Regions from separate parts of the Mus musculus genome. Here all the other regions are linked to region 2. A link is a loop called in an ENCODE intact Hi-C map of the cell type or tissue named here. Cell type or tissue: heart. All regions are shown on one strand.

Region 1 (2,500 bases), 170 kb after region 2:
GGAGCATTGCTTAGAGCCATTACTATTGCCATATCCTCACTTTGACTTCTGCTCCCACCTCCTTCCAGTTTACTGCTCAGAGCTTCAGCACCGATGGTGAGAGAACCCCCACCCCTTTCTGCACCCTGAGCTCTCTGCCCCACCACCCCACTTGCCTCCACTCACAGCATTCTGTACAACCACAGCTGCTGGTAGAGGTGGTGATGGAGCCCCTCGGGGTAGCCCTAGCCCAGCTAGTGTGTCTTCAGGGAGGAAGTCCCCACATTCCAAGTTACCTTCAGAACAGCGGGAGCGGAAGTCCTTGGCAGATGAAAAGAAAAAAGTGGTATGCCATAGGAAATCCTTGGGGGCCACCATAGCCTGAGTGCTATGACGGAGGGTTGTGGGTAGGCCCCTCTGATGCCACCCATCTGGCCCACAGAAGAACCTGGGGTACCGGGACTCAGGCTATTACTGGGAGGTGCCACCCAGTGAGGTACAGCTGTTGAAGAGGATCGGGACAGGCTCTTTTGGCACTGTGTTTCGGGGGCGTTGGCATGGCGATGTAGCTGTGAAAGTGCTCAAGGTGGCCCAACCTACCGCTGAGCAGGCCCAGGCCTTCAAGAATGAGATGCAGGTGCTCAGGTGAGGTTGCTGTGAATGTAAGTGGGACAGGATGGTGGCAGGCAGCATTTAGTGTTTGGGAAAAAGCCATGCTGGGGTACTTCCTGGGTGTGTACTCTATTTGTGCCATGTTGGAAGTATAATGAGGCTCAATTTCTCTCCAAGAGATGACCCTTTCTCCTCTGAGCAATGGGCTGCAGATGAGGACAATGATGATGGTCTTTCTTTGGATGAACATTGCTATTTGCTGGCTGGGAACTAGATCTAGCCATAGGACCTTCCCATGATTATTTAACACATGAAGATTTTATGTAATTCCAGCTCCAGGAGTGCTCATATCCGTCCTTCCTTTTGCTGAGTCACTGCTATTATACTCATTGTGTTGTGGGCTTGTTGTTAATCATAATTTTATACTTAAAATTTTCTTTGATGCAAACAACAATATTAATTATAGTCATATTCTATATTCCCGTTGTGTAGTTATTATAATTGATGTAATTAAGGTATGATCAACACTATTAATTCATTCACACTGAAAAAACCAGGGTGGCACCATTTTAGCCACTACAGTTACTATGTAGCATAGTACTTTGTGCCTTTATTTTATATAAGCAAGGTTGTATAGGGTGTGTGTGTGTGTGTGTAACCATATTAAGCACATGTAATACCACTGAGCTATACTCCCTGTTATCAGGAAGGTATAATTTCTGACAATCTGAGGATGCATATATGGGCTTCCCCCCTCTTATCAGATAAACACAATGGATGCCACAATAAGAAAACTTATTCTCAGCTCATCTCTGTAAAGTTTGATGATTTGAGTATGCACTAATTTGCATTCTATTTATCTACTGGCTTCCCACTATTAAGAATCTTTATGCTGCTGAGGTCACTTAGCACCAAGACTGACAACCTGAGTCCATTCAGTCCCTGGGACCTATATGGTAGAAAAGAACTGGCTCCTGAAAGTTGTCCTCTGTTCTCCACATGTACACTGTGGCACACATGCTCTATATACACAGATGATCACAGACAAAGGAATCTTCATATTTGCTGGGAAGATAGCTCCATCAGTAAAGTGCTTAATATGTTTGTGATTGAGTTTAGATTCCCATCACCCACATAAAAAGTAAAAAGCTGGGTGCAGTGGTGCACACCTGTAATCCTAGCACTGGGAAAGCAGAGACAAGAGTGGATTACTGGTGCTTAGCCAGTCTAGGCAGTTGGTGAGGTCTAGGTTTAGTTAGAGATTCGGTCTCCAAAAATGAGGTGGAGCCGGGCGTGGTGGTGCACACCTTTAATCCCAGCACTTGGGAGGCAGAGACAGGCGGATTTCTGAGTTCGAGGCCAGCCTGGTCTACAAAGTGAGTTCCAGGATAGCCAGGGCTACACAGAGAAACCCTGTCTCGAAAAACCAAAAAAAAAAAAAAAAAAAAAAAAAAAAAAAAAAAAACCCAAAGAGGTGGAACACAATCAAGGGAGATAGATAATCCAACATCAACCTCTGGCTTCTCCACCCATGCACATGCACAGTCATGTATGTGTGCCACATACAAAACAATGTGGAGAGTGATTGAAGAATACACCTGACATTGACCTCTGGTCTCCGTTTGTGTGCACAGATGTACATGTACACGCATACCTGTATATTGCCTCTGTCTTTGTCTGTCTCTGTTTCTCTCTTATACACACGCACACGCACACACACACACAAATCCCTGTGTTGAGAATGTTGGTGCATGCCTGTAATCTTAGTACTTGGGAGAAATCCCTGTGTTGAGAATGATGGTGCATGCCTGTAATCTTAGTACTTGGGAGGCTGAGGCAGAAGGAACAACAGTTTGAGACCAGAACTGGTGTGATAATGTAGTAAAGTGCTTATCATGTAAGCAAGAAG
Region 2 (2,500 bases):
AAAGGCGAGCCCGAAAACCAATAAAAAACCGTACAGAGGAGGAGGCAAGCTGAAGAGAAAGCTAGATCATGCTTCTTCAGCTTTGCCACGCCCTTCATTCTTGCTCAGCCCTGACGCAGGGAGCAAATTTGATTGGCTGAGCGTCAGCTTTTTCAAAAGGGTGGGGCCACATACGTTTCACAGTGGGTAACAAACTAGTGGTAGAGGGTGGGTGGCAGGGCGGGGCTAGATTGTCCTAGCTAAGGTGGTAATCCAGGCCACCTCTCCTAGAAAGTCATTTCCAGCCTTTAAATTCTTGCCTCCCGAGGCACCACAAAGGACTGGAACTGCTTCGCTCACCTGTTCTTTTTCTCCTTGCAAAAGTCCCGTTTACCACCATGGGGATGTACCAAATGAGACTGTAGGGAAAGAAGGTGGTGACTGGCACGCCTGGCTACTGGCTGCTGCTCACCTCGATGCTAGTAAATTTCTAGCAAGATCAAAACTATTAACCCCTCTCTAAATCCCCCTGGCGCCGTTCCAGGGCCAACGCCACATTCCCTGCTGGGCACGCAATGGCCGCACCCCCTCCCGCTGCAGAAGGCTCTTTTGGTACACGCAGTCCGAGGTGAGTCTCCTCCTTCCTGCTTCACACCCCACCCCCAGCGTGTGCGTGCGCATGCGCGGAGCGCGGCGCGCGCGGCTGTTGGGCCGCTGGCTGGGGGGCTCTGGGATATGCTGCGTCTCCGCTAGCTGTCTGCTGTGAGTCACGAGCCGCCGTGAACACCCGGATTCCAGCGGGCGCTTGCGAGCACGGGGGCATCGCCCGCAGTGGCCAAGCTCATGGCCGGCTGAGCGGGACGCCGCCGCCGCCTCAGCCGCCGCCGCCGCCGCCGCCTCTTCCTCCTCAGCCGGCGGCGGCCCGGGCCCAGCAGCCATGGCCGAAGACTACTGGGACGGGCGCCTGCGGCGAACTGGAGGAAAAGGAGGTCGCGCGGCCTCATCCCGGGCCGCCGCCCCAGGCGCCACCGCGCCGGCCCCGCGGCTCTGAGGTTACTCGCGCGCCCCCTCCGGTGAGCGTGTCCTCGATACTTAGGGTGGGGGCTGCTCTTCCTAGAGAGCCAGCCGGACCCTAGGCAGTGCTGGAACAAGACCAAGGGGTTCTGGGCAGCTTGTCTGTCAGGTGCCCCCTCCCCCTCGAGTTTCCCAGAATGCACTGGGGGGTCATTTGGGGCCTCCCTGACCTTGGCCCCGCCCTGGGCCCCTGTCCTGGGAGCTGAGGATGGGAAGTGCTGTGGATGCTAAGTGGGAGAAGGGTGATTAAAGGACTAGCGTTATGGGAATGGATTGATACAGTGAGATTCTCGGAGTTGCTAAAGGGCTAGGAACATGTAATAAAAAGCCTTACGACTTCAGGCCCAGTGTGCTTATGGAAAGGGGTTGCAGGACCATGAGGGACGTGATGGGGTATAACAGGGTTTGAAGTAAAGACAGTTCCAAAACATTCTAGTGGAAGTTGGAGCTACAGAGAGGCCCAGTGTAAATGGAGAAAGGGTGGTAGAGGTACTACCAGAAGGTGTGCTGATAGACGCATAGTTCCGAGTGTGTGGTGATGAGGGTCAGGATAGTGTTAATACTGTGTTTATCCACGGAGTTGAGGGTGGCAGCTTCTCTGGGTCCAGGGTGTGCTCATAGAGGAGGTAATGGAGGGTCCTGGAGATGAGGGTATGTAGATGTAATAAAGGTAGGGTGAGATCAGTATATGCCAGTGAAGGCAGAGCTTTTGAAGGACCTGAGAGTGTGTGTAATGGGAGAGGATGGGGAAAGGCCTGTACTACTGGGTTTTAGGTGTGTGCGTACATGTGTACGGGAGATTGTCAGTAAAGGAAGTATAAAGAGCTTTGCACACTAAGGGTCAAGATGAGGTGTGAGTGGATGTCCATAAAGGCTTCCAGAAAGCGTGGGGGCAATACTATATATGAAGTTCTAGAGCACTGGTTCTCAACTTAGAGGTCGAATGTCAAATATCCTGCATATCAGACATTTACATGATAATTCATCACAGCAAAAGTACAGTTATGAAGTAGCAACAAAAAGAACTTTATGGTTGGGGGACACCACAACATGAGGAACTGTAGTAAAGGGTCACAGCATTGGGAAGGTTGAGAACCACTGTTGTAAAGGCTGCTGCTGTGGGGTTAGATAGATACAGACACTTAAATGTATGCACGCTATTAGGGGAAGAGCACAAAGTAAAATATGCTGATGTACATCAAAACGCCTTTTTTCTCTCCATGGGCCACTGAAGTGTGCTGATTTGAGGAGTGCTTCAGAAGTAGAGTTTTTTTGGGGGTGAGGGGTGGAGAATCTAGTGGATAATGAAAGGAACAGAGCTATGAAGGAAATCAATTGTGAACCAGAGAAATGGTGGTAGGAGTGGTTGGTTGAAGCAGGGAATAGGAGTAGGTACTGGTGTGCCAAAGTGAATTGGAGTCATGAACTGAGATGTATGTTATTAGGG
Region 3 (2,500 bases), 170 kb after region 2:
GGGAGAGAAACACAATGTTACCCTAGGCCCAGCCCCAGCCCTGCCCCTCTGATCCTGAGGCTGTGCCTGTGACCTTCCCACCCCCAAGCATGCCCCTGAACCCTGATGGATTCTCAAGGGTGATGAAGCTGAGACTGAGGCGAATGTGGGGTCAGCTGAGAGGACTTAGATATAAGATAAAGTGGTGTGGTTTAATGGGAAGATTCCTTGGTCAGTTTGATATGGAGGATGAAAGGAGGGGTTCCAGCAAGGAGCCTAGGAGGAGCCTGGGCTAGGGACAGTCTAGTATGAGGTAAGCCAGTCTGAGGGGGAACAGATGGGGTGGGGGTGGGGGCCAGGGAAAACTTTGGAGCTAAGGGCTAGGGGAATAGAATGGACAAGGAGAAGCAGAAAGGATGGTATGATCTGGGAGAGTTTGAAGTGGCAGGAGTATCTGGCAATGGACCAGAAAGGAGTCTTAGGGAAGGTTTGAGGAAAGGCTGAAAAGGGAAATGATGGAAGGCTTGCTGCAAATTGGCCTGAGGGAGTTCAGGGCTGTCTGGGAGGAGGGTGATAATAAGAGATCAGATGGACAGGGAAGTACTGGAAGTAGGTCAGCCAGGCTACTGGGATGGGCCAAAGGTCTGGAAGGGGGACTTTCCCAGGGCTTGTAGGGGAGGAATCTGAACTGGAAGTGGAGATGCTGGGATTCTCCCTCAACTGCTGGGATTGAGACAAAAGGGGTTTGGCCCAGGCAAAGGAGATCTGGTTTTCCTTGGGATCTGGGGATGCCCTACTGGGGACAGTGCACTCTGTGAGCAGCAAAGGCCAAGGCTGCTATAAAGGTCCCCTTACTTGAGCTGGGGGTGCGGGGGTCCCCCGGCAGCGGCGGTGATGGGTGGTGGCACATCCTGGCTGGGTTTCTGGGCCAGCTGTGGTTTGGCGGGACGTCCAGCAGGACCTGGGCCGCTGGGCCGGGGCTGCTGTGTGGTGGGAGGCCCAGTGCGAGGTCCGGGACCTGCCTGACTGGCCTGACGAGTGGGACCAGCAGGGCCTGGGGGTTTTTGGGGAGGGCCCTGGCGCTGCTGCCCTCCGGGTGGGGCTCCTGAGGCCTTCGTTGGAGCTGGACCAGAGATAGATGCCTGACGGGTAGCCTGCGGGGCCCCCGCCTGACGCTGTGGAGATGGGGAGGCTGGTGGGCGCGCTGCTGGAGGTGCTCCAGGGCCTCCTGCCACTGGCCGCGACTGGCGGCCTTGACCCTGGGTCACTGGTGTGGCCTGAGAGGCAGACTGCTGAGGTGCTGCGGTGGGACTTGGTAGGCGCTGAGGCAGAGGGCTGCCAGCTGGCGGTCCAAGGCCAGAAAGATGTTGCTGGCCTTGTGGGGGTGGGCGCTGCTGCAGCGGGGGTCCCTGGCGCTGAGGTCCTGGGCCTGGCTGTGGAGGGCCTCCTAGGAACAGAAAAAAAGAACAGCAAGTGAGAGTGAGTGAGAGCTGAGGCCGCCTGGGATGGTAGGAACCCAGAAGGCTTGCCCTCACTTACCCTGGGGTGGGGGTCGTTGTTGAGCAGGAGGACCTGCAGGCTGCTGGGAGGTCTGGCGGCCCAAGGTCAGGGCTCCTGGGGATGAAGACTGTGGCAGAAGAGTGGAATACAAGAGATTAAAAATAGTTACCGGAGAGTGGGAGCAACAGCCAATCAAAACGACATGGGTTCCCTGTGTGCTGGGTGTTGCCCCATTTGTGGCCAGTTGAGGGGATATGGAGCTATGAGGCCTCTCACCCCATATTTGGTCAGGAGACTCTTAAAGATGGCAAGGTAGCAGCAATTTAGTGAGGCCACAAGTGCATAAAGGTGACATTAATAGTCCATTGATACCACCTCTATGGCATCAGGTTGATGAAGGGCTGGCCTCCTTCCCACTAGCTCAAGACCAAGGGCCTGACCTGGCTGTGGGAGCCCCTGCCAGGGGAAGCATCCCGCTGCGGCTGCCGAGGCAGAGCCTGAGTCATCTTGTTGACCACAAGTTCCACGATGAGCTGCTTGTCTTCATCCTGGTGATCACCAATGAGTGGCATGGAGGAGCCCACCACCTATGGGAGGGAAAAGGATCCAGTATTAGGGGAGGCAGGAAGTGCATGTGAGGCCACAGTGTCAACAACATACTTTCACTTGGCAAAAAAACATGGTGACTGCAAAGAGAGCTCTGTCTGGCTTCTAAGTGGCGCTGATTGTGCACTGTAAGGAAAGCCTGCCAGTTCCAAGGCTCTGGACAGCTTTGTGGGTGGAGTGTTAGAGCTGGCTCTGCAATCAGTGTCTATGGGGGCAAATCTAGCTTGCTACATGTTTTTCTATGGCTCATGAGCTAAGATATGTTCTATATCTTTTTCTTCTTATTTTAAAGGAAGTAGAACCACAACCACCCAGCAAGCCTAAAAACCACCAGTCTAACCCTAAAATCATAGGCAGGATCCTGCCTCACCCTCCCAAGTTGCTAGGATTACAGGCATGTACCATAGTTTAGGCT

What was found. Peaks named below come from ENCODE experiments on the same cell type or tissue, not always from the same donor. Only the 100,000 strongest peaks of a DNase experiment are listed, where the experiment ranks them.
Region 1: it touches region 2 in a loop (1.9-fold over the local background); 4 of 42 quality-filtered maps call a loop at or near these places.
Region 3: a loop joins it to region 2, with 2.0 times the contacts of the local background. A loop is called at or near these places in 4 of 42 quality-filtered maps.

Annotation. Positions count from the first base shown.
Region 1 is chrX:20,853,492-20,855,991 of GRCm38, forward strand. Araf (Araf proto-oncogene, serine/threonine kinase) reads left to right here. Exons shown (of 16, transcript NM_009703.2): 8 at 69-96; 9 at 186-325; 10 at 422-624. Among named protein-coding and RNA genes, the nearest start is that of Araf, 6.2 kb to the left of the region's middle. In heart, no CTCF peak of the experiment used is centred here; no DNase peak of the experiment used is centred here.
Region 2 is chrX:20,687,755-20,690,254 of GRCm38, forward strand. Cdk16 (cyclin-dependent kinase 16) reads left to right here and starts at 672. Exons shown (of 16, transcript NM_011049.5): 1 at 672-1,052. In heart, a CTCF peak has its summit at 1,061; DNase peaks (open chromatin) are centred at 127, 647 and 1,087; H3K4me3 peaks cover 2,233 bases; H3K27ac peaks cover 1,598 bases.
Region 3 is chrX:20,861,665-20,864,164 of GRCm38, forward strand. It overlaps Syn1 (synapsin I), which reads right to left. Exons shown (of 13, transcript NM_013680.4): 10 at 1,920-2,066; 11 at 1,519-1,606; 12 at 835-1,426. Mir5617 (microRNA 5617) reads right to left here and starts at 1,518; the gene lies at 1,462-1,518. In heart, no CTCF peak of the experiment used is centred here; DNase peaks (open chromatin) are centred at 687, 1,047 and 1,827; H3K4me3 peaks cover 714 bases; H3K27ac peaks cover 938 bases.